2 separate regions of the Homo sapiens genome follow, and region 2 is linked to region 1. A link is an interaction called in ENCODE POLR2A ChIA-PET data of the cell type or tissue named here. Cell type or tissue: Caco-2. All regions are shown on one strand. Each heading gives the region's core, and the rest is flanking DNA. Links, peaks and the distances in the headings are about the cores only.

What was found. Peaks named below come from ENCODE experiments on the same cell type or tissue, not always from the same donor. Only the 100,000 strongest peaks of a DNase experiment are listed, where the experiment ranks them.
Region 2: POLR2A ChIA-PET joins it to region 1 with 5 read pairs; 2 of 35 experiments call an interaction of 5 or more read pairs at or near these places.

Annotation. Positions count from the first base shown.
Region 1 is chr20:18,139,389-18,149,813 of GRCh38, reverse strand. It overlaps KAT14 (lysine acetyltransferase 14), which reads right to left. Exons shown (of 11, transcript NM_001392073.1): 2 at 6,895-7,606; 3 at 4,463-4,581. The coding sequence starts at 7,153. It overlaps PET117 (PET117 cytochrome c oxidase chaperone), which reads right to left. Exons shown (of 2, transcript NM_001164811.2): 2 at 6,645-7,606. The coding sequence ends at 7,457. Among named protein-coding and RNA genes, the nearest start is that of PET117, 6.7 kb to the right of the region's middle. In Caco-2, for the core only: no CTCF peak of the experiment used is centred there; DNase peaks (open chromatin) are centred at 3,463, 4,913 and 5,203; H3K4me3 peaks cover 1,945 bases.
Region 2 is chr20:18,028,483-18,038,907 of GRCh38, reverse strand. All of the region lies in intron 3 of OVOL2 (ovo like zinc finger 2), which reads left to right. Among named protein-coding and RNA genes, the nearest start is that of OVOL2, 24 kb to the left of the region's middle. RefSeq lists an enhancer at 1,293-1,793. In Caco-2, for the core only: a CTCF peak has its summit at 5,851; DNase peaks (open chromatin) are centred at 5,577, 6,867 and 8,707.

The DNA of each region.
Region 1 (10,425 bases), core at 1,775-9,774:
CACTCCTGGCTAATTTTTGTATTTTCAGTAGAGACAGGGTTTCAAACTCCTGACCTCAAGTGACCTGCCCGCCTCAGCCTCCAAAAGTGCTGGGATTACAGATGTGAGCCACTGCGCCCAGCCTAATCCTTATTTCTATAAAGAGCATCCTGTAGCTGTAAGGAGTGTAGTAAATTGCAGTTAATGCCCCCAACATCTGTATTCACAGCATTAAATCCCCAGCAGTCTTACGGAAAGAGCAATATCTACACCACTCAAAGGGGCCCAGTAATTCTGACCCTTCACTAACCAAGTTTCAATTTCCCCCATTCTTAAACTTGCAATACTTGCAGACAGTCTAAAAACAATTAACCCCATGAACAGATTTTAAAAAATGTCTTCCAGTTATATCTGCATCTGGTCTACATCAGCCAACAAACACCTTCCTTTAAACAATCAATATTCATGGGAAGTTAGTGTTTAATGGGCACGGAGTTTCATTTTGTAAAGATAAAAAAATTCTGGAGGTGGATGGTGGTGGTGATTACACAGCAATGTGAATGTACTTAATTCCACTGCACTGTACACTAAAAAATGGTAAACTATATGTTATGCATATTTCATCACAATTTTAAAAAATAATTATTGCTCAATAAATAATTTAAGAAAATCATAGAACGAGCTTTGCCCACTCTCAGAAGAGTATCTCAGAAATATGTATTTGCTGATAATCTCAGTGATAAAGTATTTCTATGACTTTTTTGTATAATTGAGACATTTTATGACCCTAAAAAGCTTACATATTTACTTGAAAATAACTTTTTCTATTATCACTTAATCTTTACTAGGCAAACTATAAACTAATATATAAAGGACCTGTTTTTCCTTCTCTCCTGGAATTTATGATCTAAAAGAATGAATCCCAGGCCGGGCATGGTGGCTCACGCCTGTAATCCCAGCACTTTGGGAGGCTGAGGTGGGTGAATCACGTGAGGTCAGGAGTTCAAGACCAGCCTGGCCAACATGGTGAAACCCCGTCTCTACTAAAAATACAAAAATTAGCCAGGCATGGTGGCGCACGCCTGTAGTTCCAGCTACTCGGGAGGCTGAAGCAGGAGAATCGTTTGAATGCAGGAGGCAGAGGTTGCAGTGAGCCAAGATCGCGCCATTGCACTCCAGCCTGGGCAACAAGAGTGAAACTCCATCTCAAAAAAAAAAAAACAAAAAAAAATGAACCCCAGTTTAGTTTTCTGCTCTCATGTTACCAGACCAAGCTCATCAGTAATGAGGCTGATCTTGTGGACCAATGTATCCACAGGGCCTAGCTCAGAGCTGGCAGGTACTCAGTATATGCTGAAGAACACTAGAAAAATAACAAGCAAAGATCGATCATAGTATCTTTACTTGTGCCATAAGAATGAGTCTCCAGGAAAAGAATGCAAAAACTTCCCTATCCTTCCCAAATGTTTGATAAAGTTTCTCCTACGTATGGAACTGCTATTCACAGGAGTCACCAAGGAAGAGGAGAGGACACAGAAAGGGAGTGTGGCAAGAAGGGGCTTTTTAATCAGGAGATCAGACCTCTTTACTGTAAGTATTTTATAATACAAACAAAATGCTATTTGTGTTACAAGCATTTCTACATATTTCTTTGGTAAATCTTTCAAAGTTTAAAATTTAAAGACGGAAAACCCACATTTCAATATACTAAGAATGTGGCTACATCAATGGAGTCCATTCAAGACCAACTGATTCTCTTTCAGGTCTTCAGTGAGAGATGGGCTTTTTCAGATGCAACTAGAAATACTGGTCAGTTGTTTGCTAAGAACCACATATGTGCAACCTAAGTTATCACTTCACCCTACCAGGTTAGTATCCACCATCAATACGTATTTTGGAAGTGAAAAAATAATCTGCAAGTTATGTTAGTCTAATTAAATATGCAAAGTGGCCGGGCACGGTGGCTCACGCCTGTAATCCCAGCACTTTGGGATGCCGAGGTGGGTGGATCACCTGAGGTCAGGAGTTCGAGACCAGCCTGGCCAACATGGCAAAACCCCATCTCTACTAAAAATACAAAAAATTAGCCAGGCATGGTGGCACATGCCTGTAATCCCAGCTACTAGAGGGGCTGAGGCAGGAGGATTGCTTGAACCTGGGAGGCGGAGGTTGCAGTGAGCCGAGATTGTGCCACTGCACTCCAGCCTGAGCAACAGAGTGAGACTGTGCCTCAAAAAGATTTAAAATTTTTTTTTAAAAAGAATAAATAAATATGCAAAGTGAGCCAATATTACATACTCTGAGCAAAATAAGCAAAAGCCAGCTTTTCTTTTAAAAAGAACCACTACAGAAAACTCACATTTTTGAAAATTTACATATATTTGCTCTTCTTCCATTTTACAGCTTTTATGAGAAACAACTTGCAGGACAAATACAAATCTACCTGTGTGCACATATCACAATAATCTATTAATAAGATCTTGCCTACACACAGTATCCCATGTACACTTGAGAAAAATGTCCCAGTTATAATATTCATAAGGCTCTATCCTCAATACAAACTTCTCTTCATTTTCTACTTACATTTTTTTCAGGCAAGTCAAAGAAAAGGCTTCCTAATTCAACACTGACAGATTTCATCAGCTGTCCTAATAAAGCACTGATAATTAAGATAATAGACGAAGGCTGCTAAGGCAACTACAATTTACAAGGAACACCATAAGTGGCTAAAATGGTGTAATTTAAAATCTTTCTCATTACTCTATTTCCTTCAAAGTAAAAAGTGCTGTGGGTAATTATCTTGTTGATCTGTTTATTATCAAAATTAAGTATAGAATGTCAGCTGTCTTGGGGCAGAGGCCTTAGCTGTCTCGTTCACCACAGTAGTCTCAGGCCTAGAACAGCACCTGGTTCATAACAGGTACTCAGTATCTGTTGAATGAATGAATGAACATAAAAACTAAGTAATATATAATTTTTTTTTTTTTGAGATGGGGTCTCACTCTGTCACCACCCAGGCTGGAGTACAGTGGCTCGATCACAGCTCATTGCAGCCTCAACCTCCCAGGCTCAAGCAACCCTCCCACATCAGTCTCCTGAGAAGCTGGGACCACAGGAGTGCACCACCACCACATTCAGCTAATTTTTGTATTGTTTTGTTTTTTTGGTTTTTTTTGAGATGGACTTTCACTCTTGTTGCCTAGGCTGTAGTGCAGTGGCGCGATCTCGGCTCACTGCAACCTCCGCCTCCTGGGTTCAAGCAATTCTCCTGCCTCAGCCTCCCAAGTAGCTGGGATTACAGGCATGTGCCACCGCACCCAGCTAATTTTGTATTTTTAGTAGAGACGGTGTTTCTCCATGTTGGTCAGGCTGGTCTCGAACTCCCGACCTCAGGTGATCTGCCTCCCTCAGCCTCCCAAAGTGCTGGGATTACAGGCATGAGCCACCGCGCCTGGCCTGTTTTTTATAGAGTCGGGGTTTCACCACGTTGCCCAGGCTTGTCTCCTGAGCTCAGGTGATCTGGCCGCCTCCGCCTCCCAAAGTGCTGGGATTACAGATGTGAGCCACCATGTCTGGTTTCATCTGGTTTTTGAACTAAAAAGTATACACTGATGCCTTATTATTCATATTATACATTAACATATTGACATAGAAACAAAACTAAAACAATTTAATACAACCTGGAGATCAGCAAAAAGCTATTGTTTAGGATACAGCTGACTTAGATTAGGGTGCTGATATTAGAGACAGTTAAAAAGGAACAAGTATTTCAGCAAACAAAAATTCAAACATCTCCGAGTTCAAATGCAGAAAAGCTGGGTTATGTTGGTTTTTGCAATCAGTCACCTTCCTTCTTCCAAATCTATTTTCAACATAGCCATCTTTCCACTTTAAAAAAATAGTTTTATTGTTCTTAAAATGGCTGCCAGGAAAATGAGAATTTCATTTTCAATTATAATCAGAGCTTGGTATCACATATAAAAGAAATCATGAGATTCTCAAGCCTCTCAAGCCCAATTCACCAAGTCAGCAGTGAATATATTTTTTTTTTTTTGAAAAGGAGTCACACTTTGTCGCCCAAGCTGGAGTACAGTGGCACGGTGTGGGCTCACTGCAGCCTCCGCCTCCCAGGTTCAAGCGATTCTCCTGCCTCAGTCTCCCAGGTAGTTGGGATTACAGGGGCCCACCACCATAGCCAGCTAATTTTTGTATTTTCAATGGAAATGGGGTTTCACCATGTTGGCCAGGCTGGTCTCGAAGTCCTGACCTCAGGTGATCTGCCCGCCTTGGCCTCCCAGAGTGCTGGGATTACAGCGAGTATTTTTCACTCCCTTCTCCACATATTCGGTATCTAATTTCATTGCGAAATAAAAAGTGCCCCTCCAAACAACTCAAAAGCTCATCCCTAAGTTTCTAGATATTCGTTCCAACAAACTCCTGGGGGAACCACCCTCATGGATTTGGGGAAGGGCTTTTTACTCACTTGCTGCCATGTCAGCTTCAGCCTTTCATACTGCTCCTTGCCATCTGCTGAGCAATCCGAACAAGTAAACCTAAAAAAATTATCACCCTTAAGGTAACTGAGCTGTTCCCTCAGCTGACCTAGGAGAAAAACAAAAAGTCACATCATGGGTTTATCTAGAGCAGCGGTAACCTAAAGGTTTAATCCGTTTATCACCCAGATTTTCCTTTCCCATGTTGTCTTCTTTTCTTCAGCCAACCCACAATTGCAAAATGGGGAAAAGGAAGGGAATTAGAAAGATTTCTATTCTTCTAACACCAAGTATACGCCCACTAAGATCTGTAGGATCCAGTAACTTTTAGGAGAAAGGTACTGGAAAAGCAGGTATTGTTGCTGGATTTCCCAATTGTCACATTCCTGACTCCCAGAGGCAGGTCTCTTCACACATTCTTTCAAAAAATATGAGCTCCCTCTGCATACCAGGCACTGGGCTAGGAACTGGGAATACAAAGTCCAAGACAGATAATGGTGCCTGATCTCACAGGTTTGCACTTCCCTGAGGGCTGCATAGAAAACAGGTGATCACAACAACACAGTGGTTCTCCATGCTCACAGTGCATTGGAATCACCCAAGTTGTTCTTGGTTTTCTAAATATGCTTGATTCTAGCCCAGATAAAATGCATCAATTTCTGAAGCAGAGCCTAGGAGTTACATTTCTTAGTCCCTCAGGTGATGCTGATGCTCTGTGACACATAAGGAATGGAATGTGCTGTGTACCACAGGGCAGTGTGAGGGTAAATAAAAGGAGGCCCAACCTATATTAGGGGGAGGCTTAGGATTAGAAATTGGCCAGGTGAAAAGGGGTCTCTTTGTGTATAGGGAGAATGGAGGCTGTGGAGATGCATATTCCAGAAGAAAAAAACTGTGCAAAGCCCTAAGGATAAGAATTGTTTGTGAAGAATAAGTTCACCCTAACTGCAAAGTTGTGTGGGAATCAAAGAAACTACAGTTAGCAGGGTCCTGACCACAAAGGGTAGCTTAAAATTTGTCCTCAACAGGACAAAGGGAAAGCCACTGAGAATTCAGGCAGAACCTGAAATCAATAACAGAGACCGCTCAGAAGCAAAAACCAGCTAACTAGTAAATTCTGCATTTCCTGTGAAAATGTTACTATTAATTTGTTAACAGTGACTAAATTTGAAGTTGAACCCATTTTAAGAAAAACATTTCCACATGCCAGAAAATGACCCTCTTCACAGTTATATATGTATTTCTCTGACTTGGTTACAAATTATATTACACAAAGGCATTCCTCAAGTACCTATATCTTTACTAGTCTCTTGCCTAATGGGAAAATCCTGTTTCGGTATAAACCATATGATGGCTGGCAAGCCATACTCCTCAGGTGCCAGGAAGCTGGCCATTGAAAATCTCAAGATCAGGGCCGAGCACAGTAGCACATGCCTGTAATCCCAGCACTTTGGGAGGCCGAGGCGGATGGATCACCTGAGGTTGGGAGTTTGAGACCAGCCTGACCAACATGGAGAAGAAACCTCATCTCTACTAAAAATACAAAATTGGCCGGGCATGGTGGCGCATGCCTGTAATCCCAGCTACTCGGGAGGCCGAGGCAGGAGAATCACTTGAACCTGGGAGACGGAGGTTGCAGTGAGCCAAGATCATGCCATTGCACTCCAGCCTGGGCAATAAGAGGAAAACTCCGTCTCAAAAAAAAAAAATAAAATAAAAAAAAAAATTAGCCAGGTGTGCTGGCAAACACTATAATCCCAGCTACTTGGGAGGCTGAGGCAGGAGAATCGCTTGAACCCAGGAGCCGAGATCATGCCATTGCACTCTAGCCTGGGCAACAAAAGCAAAACTCCATCTCAAAAAAAAAAAAGAAAGAAAAGAAAATCTCAAGATTGAGGCAATCAGGGAGTGTGTATGAGGTATCTCTTGCCAGCAGAAAAAAAGGAAAATGGAAAAAAAGACTGGTCCTAGAAAAAGGGCAAAAAACACCTTCAATCTGCTAATTCTAACCTCTTTTCAGTATACAATAGCAGGAGTTCTCCACGTAAGTTAAATATTAACAAAGTAATTTTTATAAACTTGAACATGAATTCAACACTGGGACTGGAATTTGGCCCTAAATCTCTGTGACCTTGTTAGAAAAATATGGCTAATTCTTTAAGTAACACAGGATTTCCAATTTTCTCAATTTTATTGAGTTACCACCAAAAGTGTTAATTTAACAATGTGATAGAGGTTGACAGTACGTTTCATTAGTACAAACATGCCTATGTTTTATATAAATTTATAGCTGATCAACTAGAGAATAAATATAATTATCCTTTTATTTAGGTCTCTTTTACATTCACGTTTCTTTCACAGGTTGGAAAAACAAACCTTCACACAGGAATTGACAAATCAAAGGAATTGAGAAGCTCCTTACTGGCTGGTATCCATTTTTGGCACTTGTCACAGAAGTAGGACAGCTGCTCCTCCATCCAAGACACGTCTCCTTCATCACTGTTGAGGGAATCCCCACTCTGGTCGTGCGATAAGTCCACTGATGCCTGATCCTCGGATTCGACGATCAGGAGCGTCTCTCCCTCCACTTCACCTTCCTCCAGTCCTTCTGAGGTCGATGTTCTCGTGGCTTCGTCATCATGCCGACTGATCAGACTACTCAGGTGGATGCTACTATCCATCCCTTCCTTCTCACAAGCTCGGCAGTGCTTCTCAGTAACAACCCTAAGCACTGGACAGTGACCCTAATGGGGCTTCTACCAGGATCACCCAGACAGACTCTTCCAAAAAGTGTCTGCCCACACTCCTTTATTCAGATATAAGGGACCCTGAAAGCAGTAACTTATATGACCCACTGTCCTTTATTTGATCAAGTTTAAAAGGACAGTGACCAAAAAAAAAGATGAAGATACTACTAAGCTACTCTCCATCAACACACACACACAAACTCGTGTTGTCTGTCCAACAGATATTTCACATTCAAGTCATGATTTTTGAGATCCTTTTGCCAATAACATCTTCTCTCTTTCTGCTTCAAGTTGCTCAGTCAAAATAATCTGTTCTCCCAAAAGACGAATGTTTTCTTTTTTCCGAATTTGCCTCTCAATGTCTCTGATAACTCCGTCACGAAGCCTCTAAAAACGTAAGAAACAGATTTCAGTAACATCCCGAACAGGTGGTCCCCATCCTTGTGCCATTCAAATCCAAATAACAGTGTTACCAAAATATACTTAAAACTTTCAGATTCCAAATACCCAGTTACTATTTTAATTTTCTGTACAAATGTAAAATGTAATAAACGATCAAATAAATTTGGTAGTGTGCTAAATGTTATTACTGAAATGATTTCTTATCATATTTTAAGAAATTCCTGAACATTTAGTACAGAAAATTTAATGGGAAATAACAGAAAAAAAAAACTGGCACTATGTTAAATTTTTTTTTATTTATTTTTTGAGACAAGAGTCTCGCTCTGTCGCCCAGGCTGGAGTGCAGTGGCTGCACTCCGCAGCTCACCGCAACCTCCACCTCCTGGGTTCAAGTGATTCTCCGGCCTCAGCCTCCCGAGTAGCTGAGACTACAGGCGTGCATCACCATGCCCAGCTAATTTTTGTATTTTTAGTAGAGACGGGGTTTCACCACGTCAGCCAAGCTGGTCTCGAACTCCTGATCTCAAGTAATCCACCTGCCTCAGCCTCCCAAAGTGCCGGATTACAGGCGTGAGCCACTGCACCCGGCCAATGTTAAATTTTTAAAGTTTAATTGATATGTAATGCTTTAAAAACTTGGCGAGTTACTACAGTAACACTCTAAACTACTCTTCTGTTAGCACTTATCCTAGCTGAACAATAAACACCAACAGAAAAAATGCAGATTACTAAAATCTCAACTTGGCTTCTAGCATGTAAAGTTAACAATGTAAAAATCATGCAGAATTATTAATTAATTATATAACAGAGAAAGAAGAAAAAGAAGGATGCTACTACCAGCGGAAAAAATAAATGCTCATCAATGGTAGTTACCTTAGTAAGCACTAAAAAACCACAGCACTTCAGAACGTGGACCTGGCACCCAAGAAGAGACTTTTAAAAACATCAGTCATTACTAATAACTAACATTTTATAGTTTATTGCTCACAAAATACTCTAAAGGTTTTAGGCCAGGCGTGGTGGCTCACTCCTGTAATCCCAGCACTCCTGTAATCTTAGGCCAAGGCAGGCAGACTGCTTGAGCTCAGAAGTTCTAGACCAGCCTGGGCAACATGGCAAAATCCCATCTCTAGCAAAAATAAAAATAAAAAAAAAAAAAAAAAAAAAAATTGCAGGGAGTGGTGGTGTGTGCCTGTGTTCCCAGCTACTCCGGAGGCTGAGGTGATAGGATCACCTCAGCCTGGGAGGCACAGGCTGCAGTGAGCTAAGATTGTGCCACTTCACTCCCACCTGGGTGACAGAACAAGCCCCATCTCAAAATAAATAAATAGGGTTTTTTTTGTTTTGTTTTATTGGTTTTTTTTTTTTTTTTTTGAGAAGGAGTCTCGTTCTGTCACCCAGGCTGGAGATCTTGGCTCCATGGCACGATCTTAGCTCACTGCAATCTCCACCTTCTGAGTTAAAGCGATTCTTGTGCCTCAGCCTCCCCAGTAGCTGAGATTACAGGCGTGCGCCACCAGGCCTGGCTAATTTTTTTGTATTTTTAGTAGAGACGGGGTTTCACCACGTTGGCCAGGCTGGTCTCGAACTCCTGACCTCAAATGATCTGCCTGCCTCAGCCTCCCAAAGTGCTGGGATTACAGGCATGAGCTACCGTGCCTGGCCAATAAATGGTTTTTAATAGTGGCTATATAGAGTAGAATTAATGGGAGTGGGGCCCAGGGCCTGCGTATGTTTGTGGGGTTTTTTCCAAATTATTTTACCTATTTTTAAAAACTCACCTAATATAATACCTACTTGCTGGACCTCCTCCAGGCCTACAGCTTCATTATGAGGGATTTGAAGGAGTCCCGGGATTGATATAACTCAACTGAAACACAACTGTCTTGAACCATGCACCCTTGGCAAGATCACCACTGAGACAAAAACGGAGGTGCTTATTCCACTCCCCCAACTGCAGGTCTTCCTGTCCTGTGCTTCTTACACCATGACACACCGATACCCACCCTCCCAAGCCCACACCATTCACCAGAATCATTCCTTCCACACCTGCCTCCCAGATCCTACCCTTCCTTCTCAGAGATGTCACGTGTGCTTATGATCTGGCTCTCCATCCCATCATTTGCTATCTTCCTCTAGGTTTCAAGGTCTATGCTGATTGCCTCACACATCCTTCCTGTGACCCTCACTGAACTACCTTTCTAACAACTTTCCTTACTAATCACTAAAGACCTCTTTATTCTTCCAACCCTAACACCTAGAACTCTGGCTCCTCATGTAGCACTGCTTAATTTTTGCTAGGTTACTGTGAGGATTACAGATGATATACATAAAGTGCTTAATACACTGCCTGGTATGTGGTAGACGGTCAGGAATCAATATTCATTATTTAATTTCTTGCTTCCTTGAACCTTCCGACACATCCACTGTGCTAATCATTTGTCCTAGTCTTTCCCACTGCTATTAATACAATGTAAGCCCCTAATGAAGAACCGGACATAAAAGGAAAAAAAATAAACACACACACACACACACACACACACACACACACACACACACGTTATTTTGGTTCTTCAGCTCTAACTTCCAAATAACCACTTTTCCACTCTGTAACACAATGGTGCTTAGTCCTGTGTTAAAATTCTCTGGGTTACTTTTAAAACATTGTTGAACCAGGTCCCCATCCCCAGGAGATTCTGGTTTAAATGGTCTGGGGTGGGGACCAAGCCTTAGTCACATTGTAAAAACTTTCCGGGAACATTTGATGTTCAGTTAGGGTCCAAAGCCAAGCTCTAATCCATCCC
Region 2 (10,425 bases), core at 1,187-9,186, 110 kb after region 1:
AAGAGGCCTAGGGGAGGTCTCGAGGTTGTCAAGGGACCCATCCAGCAGCAGCAAAGCTGGGCTTTCCTCCTGACCCCAGGGGCAGGAAATCAGGACCACTCCTGAAGTCGCTGGCCATTGGTGGCCCTGGAGGGTGTCTCAGCCCCTCCTTGAGGGTGTCTCAAGGACATCATCTCTGAGGATGTCCTTGAGGGCATTCCCTGCCTGGATGGACTCTGTGGTCACTCCCCCACCCTGGCTTCTAGGACACAACGCAGGGGGCCCAGGAAGCATGGCTAGCTGTTGGTACCTTCAGCTGGAGTAAACACTGAGCTGATGGCCTTGCCTCCCCTGTGATTGAGTTAATTCTCCATTGCTGGAGACTAAGGGAAATATTAGGGACTGACAGCTTCTCAGAGAAGAGTTTACAAGTTGAGGCGGTCACATAGTAGTTAAGAACTCCTGATCTGAGTTAGCTGACTGTGAGACTTGTTCTAAATTATTCGTCTTTCACCTTAATTTTTCCATCTCTAGAATGGGTGTGATCATTTTAATACTTGCCACTTAAAGTGATGGTTGTGAGGTTTTGGGGCCAGAATTACATAAAAGTGCTTCTTATATTGTAAGTGCGTAGTAAATATTAGCTATTATTAGTAGTAAAATTGCAACAGTTGGCAGAGGCTTCCTGAGGACCTGATGTGTAACAGGCCCTAGGATTCACCTCTGTGCTCATGGAGCTCTCAGCCAACATAGGGAGGAATAACTCAGACATCTGACTGTGAGACAAGTGAAACAGCCGATATGCCAGACAGAAGAAAAAGTGGCACATGCCAAAGGGGAGTCCTGGGAGGTGCCTTGTTTCTAACTGCATGTCAGGGGGGCTTCTTAGAAAAGGTAGTCTTTCAGCTGGGCGTTGAAGGATGAGCAAGCTTTCTACAGCAGGACAGAAGGAGGAAGAGCGTTGCTAATGAGGAGTGTCTTAGTTTGGGTTGCCCAAGAAGCAGACGCGACACAAGGATTTGGATGTGAGCAATGTATTTGGGAGGTGATCCCAGAAAACACAGTAGAGGAGGGAGGGGAGGTCAGGAGGGAAGACAGCCAATAAAAGCTCAATAATAATGAGTGGGTTATCACTACGGGCAGCGGAGGCTCAATCCCACTGGAGATCCTCTGAAGAACCATATAGAATGCACCCCAGGTTGCTCAATCAACCCCCATCCCTCCTTGGGTGTCCATCCTGGACCTCCTGACTCCTGGGCAGTTCTCCCTACCCTCTGCCCACCCCAGCCCTTTGCAGGCCTGGAGAGCATCCTTAGGCAGAGAGATGCAGGAACCATCTGAGATGCCTGGCGATCTGCTAAGGGGATATGAGTGGGGCATCCGCCCTGGGAGGCAGAAGATTTAGCAAGTGAGGAGGGTGGCTCGGCAGAGACTAGGGGACCCTTCAGAGAGTAACACAGCCCTGCAGGCAGAAGCAAGCCACACACGGTCACTCTCCTTCATGCCAGGCCTCCGGCCTTTATCCTGTCATCTCAAATTACCCAAAGCAGTCAGTGCTGTTGTTCTCCACCTTTTGCAGAGGAGGAAACCAGGCTCAGGGAGCTCACACAACCCATCAGTGGTGGAGCTGGGAACCAGAACTGGCTGGCCCTGAAGTTCATGGTCTTTTATCCTCTGTAGGGTCTCCTTCTCTGCCCTCTTTGCCTCCCAGTGCCTTCCTCAGCATTCCCCCTGAGGCAGGGGCCTCACCAGCCTGCCCTGTTGCAGTTTCTTTCTTTTTTTTTTTTTTTTTTGAGACGGAGTCTCGCTCTGTCGCCCAGGCTGGAGTGCGGTGGCGCGATCTCGGCTCACTGCAAGCTCCGCCTCCCAGGTTCACGCCAGTCTCCTGCCTCAGCCTCCCGAGTAGCTGGGACTACAGGCGCCCGCTACCAAGCCTGGCTAATTTTCTGTATTTTCAGTAGAGACGGGGTTTCACCTTGTTAGCCAGGATGGTCTCGATCTCCTGACCTCGTGATCCGCCCGCCTCGGCCTCCCAAAGTGCTGGGATTACAGGCGTGAGCCACCGCGCCCGGCCTGTTGCAGTTTCTAGAAGCCTGCTTGCTTCTAGAGGAAGGTGAGATAAAGGGAAACTCAGACCTATTAGTAGCACAAAGTGCACACTTCAGCTTGGGGTTTAGTAGGTTGTAGAGGAGCCTGTGAGCGTGTGAGTTCAGTGGTGCCAAGATGTCCTCTGCCCACAGAGGAAGCAAGAAAGGGGGTGCCTGTACCCCTTCAGACTCCCAACCTGAGGTTCTCAGATTTTCTCCATCTCCTACTCTTCTAGTGACTCCTGTGAGGGAGCTGAAAATCATTTAAGTTAGTGAATGAAAATACCTTCCACCTGACGTTTTCCCAAAGGGTTTCGCAGTTATCACCTTAGGGGAAAGGCTAGGGCTTAGGAGGCAGCTAGGAGTGAAAAACCTAGAGGTGTGCTGGCTGGTCCGGCGGCCACTGGCTGTGTGTGGCTCCTGAGTCTCAGAGGAGGGGCTGGTCCAGATTGAGATGTGTTGTATAGGCAAAAGAGACACTAAGTTTCAAGTTGTAATGCAAAAAAAGAAGGTGTAAAAATCTCAATTTTTTTGTTTTTTTCTTTTTTGAGATGGAGTTTTGCTCTTGTCGCCGAGGCTGAAGTGCAATGGCTTGATCTTGGCTCACTGCAACCTCTGCCTCCCGGGTTCAAGTGATTCTCCTGCCTCAGCCTCCTGAGTAGCTGGGATTACAGGGATGCACCACCATGCCTGGCTAATTTTGTATTTTTAGTAGAGATGGAGTTTCTCCATGTTGGTCAGGCTGGTTTCGAACTCCTGACCTCAGGTGATCTGCCCGCCTCAGCCTCCCAAAGTGCTGGGATTACAGACATGAGGCACTGCACTCGGCCAAAAATCTCAATTTTTAATATGGATTTTACATTGAAATGGTAGTATTTTGGGCATAATGAGTTAAACAAAATATAGCATTAAAATTCATTTCACCTGTTTCTTCCTACCTGTTTGAGGCTTCTACAAAACGTTAACTTATAAAGCAGCTTGCATTTTAATTTCTATTGGATGGCACTAAGATAACCTTTAAAAATTTTAATCATCATTTTGACACTTAAAGGGATGAACAAATGGAACTATGGAAATGTTTTAGACCTATTTACCCCATCCCGACCTATTTTCTGATGAAGGTGTGTCTCCATGTAATAAAAGACCAGAAAGAGCAGCCGGGGGCTTCCTGACACATCAGCTGGTGGCAAGCTCAGAGGAACAGGCTTGCCGAGCCATCTCTTCAGCTCTGTCCAAAAGAGACAGTTGGTACAAAGTGCAAAAATGTGGGTTTCTCAGATGATGTTTTAGTTCATGTGAACAAACTTCACCAGCTCCAAAAGACCTTACTTGAATTCAGTGGGAATTTGGTCTTACCTTTGTTGTTTGCTTATTTGTTTTGTTTTAGGTGGAGTCTTGCTCTGTTGCCCAGGCTGGAGTACAGTGGCTCCCGTCTTGGCTCACTGCAGCCTCTGCCTCCTGGGTTCCAGCGATTCTCTTGCCTCAGCCTCCCAGGTAGCTGTAGCTGGGATTATAGGCACATGCCACCACGCCTGGCTAATTTTTGTATTTTTAGTAGAGATGGGGTTTCACCATGTTGGCCAGACTGGTCTCGACTTCCTGACCTCAGATGATCAGCCTGCCTTACCCTTCCAAAGTGCCAGGATTACAGGCGTGAGCCACTGCACCCGCCTGGCCTGGTCTTGCCTTTGATTGAGCTGTGAGTGTTGTATTTTTGCTATTGGTTCTTATAAGTAAATGTTGTATTTAGGCCAGAAACAAAGATATAGACACTTAACATAAATACGACAGATAGTTAAATGAGGGGTATGTTTGTTTGCAGTCCAATTAGACCAGGCCATGGCCTGGACCCAGGACCCAGGACCCAGGGCCGAGGACCCTTTGTTGGAGAATTGTAGCTATAATATTGATGAGGTGGGCAAAGACAGTGAGCTAGAGAATCAGGGTTAATCTGCACCACCCCCGACTCCCCCATCTCTTCCAATCCCCTGCAACTACTGAGCAAACAGGATATCTAAGGAAAGACTCAAAACACAAAGAAATATCTTGGAAAAGATCCAGGGAAACTAGAACCTGAAGATGTCTTACATTAATATCCAAGTAGACGAAAGAAAAGATTAGGACTTCTTTTTTGGCTGTGAGTTCACCCAAGAAAGGTAAATCGGAGGGGTGTGTGTGTGTGTGTGTGTGAGAGAGAGAGAGAGAGAGAGAGAGAAAGAGGGGAAGGGAGTGTTAGTTAAATGGTGTCCTACTGAAGACTGGAAGAGAGAAACTGACCTGTGCAGAAAAACTCTGTAATATTTTGTGAAAACAAGTGGCTATTTTCAATCCAAATTATCTTAGGTGGGGTTTGGAAGCGGCTTCCCATCAAATGGTTTATTGAGGGAGGGCTGTCAAGTGGAGCCTGTGAGGGCAGAGGATGAGCATGGGTTTTGCTGTTAGCTGGAGTGCAGCCTCGACCTCATCCCAGGGGGGATCAGGAGTGTGAATGGACTCCAGGATGGATCTGCTACAGGCAAGGTGGGGGCAGGGACTTTTTTACCCCCATTTCAGTCTGACGTTGGCTGAGGGCTGTGTCTGCCCTGGGCGAGGTCAGGGAGACACTCCTGAGCATCTGGAAGGTCACTTGCCCAGTGCTGATTCCTTAAAGAAGGGGACAGCCAGAAGCCACACGACAGCTGGGGACATGCACTGACCCAGAAAAGCGGTCTGGATGGGAAGCCAGCAGCAGCCACTATATAATTGAGGGACTTGCTGTACTTCAGTGAAGTTGACAGGATCACTGAGGACAACATGGGAAATTCTGCCTGCTGACCAGCTCAAAATAGAGAGAGGGGACATGAGCTTCCAGGAAATGAATGTGTATTCAGTTCATAGCCTGTGAAAAACATGGGCCTTTATATTTATAGGATATATATAGTATTTATAGGACATTCTTTCGGATTTATTTAAGTGTTTTAGGTTGAACAGGCTAGGATGCTTCCTAAGAATGGTTCTCTGTTGAAGTAAACGATTTGGTTTGGGAGGAGAGGGAGGAGATCTTTATTTTAGAGGAAAAAATAATAACCAGCCCTTGCAAGCACAAGACTCTGCACTGAGTGTCCACACCCTCCCTACTCAAAGGGTGGTCAGTGGACCGGCAGTGCCAGAGTCCCCAGGAGCGAGCATGCAGGAAATGCAGACTATTGCTTCGGAAGTGCCCGATGTGCCAGGCCCATCATTTAAGTCCCGCGTTTATGGAAAGTGTTTTATTTTGCTCATTTGTAAAATGACTAAGTATTCTGTAAAAGATTTCAGACAATATAAAAAGCTGCAGAGAAGACAGCGTAAAGGGCCATAAACAGGTGAGAAGGGCACACACATCCGTGGGGCTCCCAGCTAAGGCTTTGCAGGGAGCCACGTGGCCCAGGGAGGTCATAAACCCATGCTGGTTATAACTTAACAACGCTGGCTGGAATAAAGGAGGCAGTTCAGGGCTCATGCCATTCCTGGGGAAGCTGCTGAGTTCCACAGGGTGAAGCCGAGGAATTCCAATTCTGAGGTCAGGGAGGTGGGGAGGGGGCACCGGCCCCACCCTCTAGGGCGCCTTCTGTCCTTATCTTCCATCGGGGCCTACATTCAGAGGGAGGAGAAGGCACACAAATCCCATCTTGATTAAAGAAGAGAAAACAATGGTGTCTTTGTTTGGAGCCCAAAGGGAAGGATTGACTAGATTGGGAAAAATGCAGATTGGGAGATGTTTGGAGTGGGCCAGATGGAGAAGAAAGAGTCAAGTCACCTCCACCCCTAGTGGCCTGAATGCTGTCATGCGGAATTGCCTGGTCCAGTTAACAAACCCTCGCTTCATTGTTTTATTTTTAATTTGTATTTTATCTTAATTTACTTTTTAGCTAAAAAGGTAATATGTTCATTAGGAGATAAAAGGAAAGAAAAAAATGTAAACTCCCTTCACATGCCAAGCCCCAGTTCCACCATTTAATTTTTTTCCCAAAAGTTTTTAATGTATATTGCTTTTTCACATAATATATATCTTGGAGCTAGGTGCGGTGGCTCACACCTGTAATCCCCGCACTTTGGGAGGCCGAGGCGGGCTGATCACTTGAGGTCAGGAGTTTGAGACCGGCCTGGCCAGCATGGTGAAACCCTGTCTCTACTAAAAACACAAAAATTAGCTGGGCATGGTGGCTGGCGCCTGTAATCCCAGCTACTCAGGAGGCTGAGGTAGGAGAATCGCTTGAACTCGAGAGGCAGAGGCTGCAGTGAGCTGAGATGGTGCCACTGCACCCCAGCCTGGGCAACAGAGTGAGACTCCATCTCAAAATAATAATAATAATAATAATAAAAGAAATCATGACAAAATTTCCAGTATCGAGGGACTGTACTTTTCCTATTCCTCAATTGATGACATTTGTTTCCATTTGCAGATTTCCTTCCTTCCTTCCTCCCTTCCTTCCTTCCTTCCTCCTTCCCTTCCTTCTTTTTTCTTTTCTTTTCTTTCCTTTCTTTCTTTCTCTCTTTCTTTCTCTCTCTCTCTCCTTCCTTCCTTCCTTTCCTTTCCTTTCTTTCTTTCTCTTTCTTTCCCTCTCTTCTTTCCTTCCCTTCTTCCTCGCTTCCTTCCTTTCTTCTTTCCTTCCTTCTTTCCTTTCTTTCATTTCAGGCAATCCTACCATGAGTATATCTTGTATATCCTTCGCCTCCCTGTGTGAGTCTTCCTGTAGGATAATTTCCCTGATGTGAAATTGCTGGGCCAAAGGGTAGATACAGTGTGATTTTTTTTTATGGCCATTGCCAAATTGCCTTCCGGGGAGGCTGCCGTAAATGTCCACTCCCACAAGCATGCCTGTAAAAATCTTCTCGCTGAAGTTCACCTTCGGATAAAGTTCAGTAAAGGAGCAGTTGAGCTATAGCAAGGAAAGCAACTAGAAAGTTCCAAAGTGTAGAATTTTCCTTGAGGATGTATGGCACGAAGCTTGATTTGCTATTAGGGGTAAAAAAATGGAAAACAACAAACCCTTTTTGATAACCCAATAAACAATATTTTTCGGACTAGGTAGGACAGGCTGATGGTACAAAATTCAAAAGGGCAGACGGCGAAAGCAGTCCCCCCTCTCCTCCACCAGCCACATTTTAAAAAATTATCCTTTCCTTTTGTTGTGAAATAAGTAACACGTACAAAAGTATACATATAGGTACAGTTTAAAGACAAATCTGCGAAATACTCATGTACCCAGCAGCCAGCTTATGTTTTTGTTTTGTTTTTTTTCTGAGATAGAGTCTCGCTCCGTTACCCAGGTTGGAGTGCAGTGGCGCCATCTCAGCTCACTGCAACCTCTGCCTCCCAGATTCCAGCGATTCTCCTGCCCTGGCCTCCCGAGTAGCTGGGATTACAGGCACTCGCCACCATGCCCGGCTAAATTTTTTTTGTATTTTTTAGTAGAGGTGGGGTTTCACCATATTGGCCAGGCTGGTCAGCAGCCAGCTTACGAATGAGGCTTATCTGCATTATGTTGAGCTGTATCCCATTGAGAACTTAGTCTATCTCGGCTAATCCTCACAGCAGCCATGCAAGAGCTATGACACCCCTGTGACAGGTGAGGAAACGGCCTTTCGGGCTGGAGCAGCCGCCCCCGTTTCAGTTAATAAGCAGCAGATCCGCAGCCTGGCTCTTCGGTGGCCTTGGACTCACAGTCGTGTGGGTGTCAGTAGGTTAATGACGTCTAGCGCATGGGTGGTGCTCTTCAGTTCCCATGTCCTGCTTTAGACACAGGCACGGTTGGCCTTTGCGTGAGAGCACCAAGATGGGTGAGCCTCAGTGGTGGGAGGGGCCTTGGCATCAGTCCGTCTTGCCCAGGGCTCCTCTCTGGCCACCCACGTCCCCCTGAATGTGTGGGTGATGGGGGTGCTCTGGGAGGGAGGTGCTTGTTCCCAAGCCTAGAAAGGGTCACCAAGGGGCTGCCGCATGGCAGTGCCCGCACCAGTGAATGAGGGGTGAATGGTGGCGTTTACACTAGCAAATGGGGAAGCAGAAGTGCTGGGGCACAGAGCAGTGCATTTGGCAAAAGTCAGAAGTGCCATAACTGGAGCTTTCTGGGCCTATGTCTCCTTTCCATCTCTGTCTGCGAGTCACTCCTCTTCCAAGCCAGGCTCTAATTCTACCCACTCCCTGGAAAAAAAGCCCCCACTGCCATCATCTCTCTTGTTTGCATGATGCAGGGCTTTGGAATCTTCTAGCGTTTGCTATCCAGGCCTTGCTGGGTACTCTGCTCATAGAAGATGCTCAGAGGCTGTGTTGACTGAAGAGAGGAAGGAGATGTGGCCCTGTGCACATGGGGCTGAGTGGTGGCCTGGCTGGCCTCTCCTCGGGGGCAGATCACCTTTGAGGATGGGAACCTCCAGGAGTTTGTTGCATCCAGGTTAAAGCCTGATGTTAAGTGTGCCAGCTTCCCCATATTTTTAGTTTGGATGTTTTAAAACAGTAGTCGGTTATTTCTACTAACTAGTGAAAGGAGCAACTAATCTCTGGGTGGATTTCTGCTCTGATGAGCTGAAGGTTGGAAATCGGGTTTGCCGCTTGATCTACTGGGTAGTGGGAGCCAGCTGCTCGCTGCTGCATGGGCCCAGAAGGCCGGGAAAACACAAAGTCTGCATTACAGTGCAAACATGAAAGCTAGAGCGGGCGCATTCCTTAGGAGAGGAGTCTGTAGTCCTTGCCTATGTGGAAAACTAGTCCCAAAGATGTGGCCTTTCTTTCCTGGAACCAACAGAGTTCATCCATTCATTCGATATTTTGATTTTTAAAATATTGCCTTAAAACTTTCTTAACCTTGATTGGTGAGGGTTGGTTTGTTTGTTTTCTGTTTTTCTGAGACAGGGTCTCACTCTCGCCCAGGCTGGAGTGCAGTGGTGCGATCATGGCTCACTGTAGCCTTGAATTCCTGGGTTCCAGTGATCTCTCCCACCTTAGCCTCCTGAGTAGCTGGGACCACAGGGGCATGCCACCATGCCCAGCTAATTTTTTACTTTTTTGTAAAGACAGGGATCTCCCCATGTTCGCCAGGCTAGTCTCGAACTCCTGGACTCAAGAGATCCTCCTGCCTTGGCCTCCCAAAGTGCTGGGATTACAGGTGTGAGCCATGCACCCATCCTAGAATAGTTTTAAGAGAAAAGGTGGGAGATTCATTGTCATTACACTGCCCAGAAGGAACCACAGTTAGTACGAAAATTATTATTATTAATACTGGCAGGTGGTTGGAGATGGGAAGTAGTACAGACAGGGACGCAATGGCAAGTGTAAGCCTTCACCACCCTCCAGACCGTCTCTCCAGAACCCCAGGTTTATGTTTCGGAAACATGTACATCCGTGCATATGCCAATGTGAATGTGCATTTATTTAGAACTCTCGTTTTCATACTTGGCTGCACACTAGAGCCTCCTGGGGAAGCTTTAACAAATTCTCCTGCTCAGGCAACACCCAGAGATGACATATATTTATTAATCTTAAAATACATATGTAGGCCGGGCGTGGTGGCTCATGCCTGTAATCCCAGCACTTTGGGAGGCCGAGGCAGGTGGATCTCCTGAGGTCAGGAGTTCAAGATCAGCCTGGTCAACATGGTGAAACCCGGTCTCTACTAAAAAAATACAAAAGTTAGCTGGACATTGTAGCAGGCACCTGTGGTCCCAGCTACTAGGGAGGCTGAGGCAGGATACTCGCTTGAACCCAGGAGGCAGAGGTTGCAGTGAGCCGACATTGTGCCACTGCACTGCAGCCTGGGAGACAGAGTGAGACTCCTTCTCAAAAAATAAAATAAAATAAAAATGTACATATATATAATTTGTAGAAAATGTGAAGGATCACAAGAAACTTGCGAGTTAGGACTAGGGAAGGAGAGGTGCATGGGGTGACAAAGGGATCTTTTCTGTTTTATTTTTTTTAATTTACTGCTGTTTTTCACCATAAAACTGGGGGGTATATTACTTTTAAATTTAAACAACTATTAATAGTAACCTTTTGTTATTTATTTTGTTTATTTATTTATGTATTTATTTGAGACAGGGTCTCGCTCTATTGCCCAGGCTGGAGTGCGGTGGCACTATCTCAGCTCACTGCAACCTCTGCCTGCTGGGTTCAAGCAATTTTCGTGCCTCATTCTCCCAGGTAGCTGAGATTACAGATGTGGGCCACCACACCAGGCTAATTTTTGTATTTTTACTAGAGACGGGGTTTCACTGTATTGGCCAGGCAGGTCTCGAACTCCCGACCTCAGGCGATCCACCCAGCCCGGCCTCCCAAAATGCTAGGATTACAAGCGTGAGCCACCGCACCCAGCCTATTTTTTATATTTTAATAAAAGGTAAC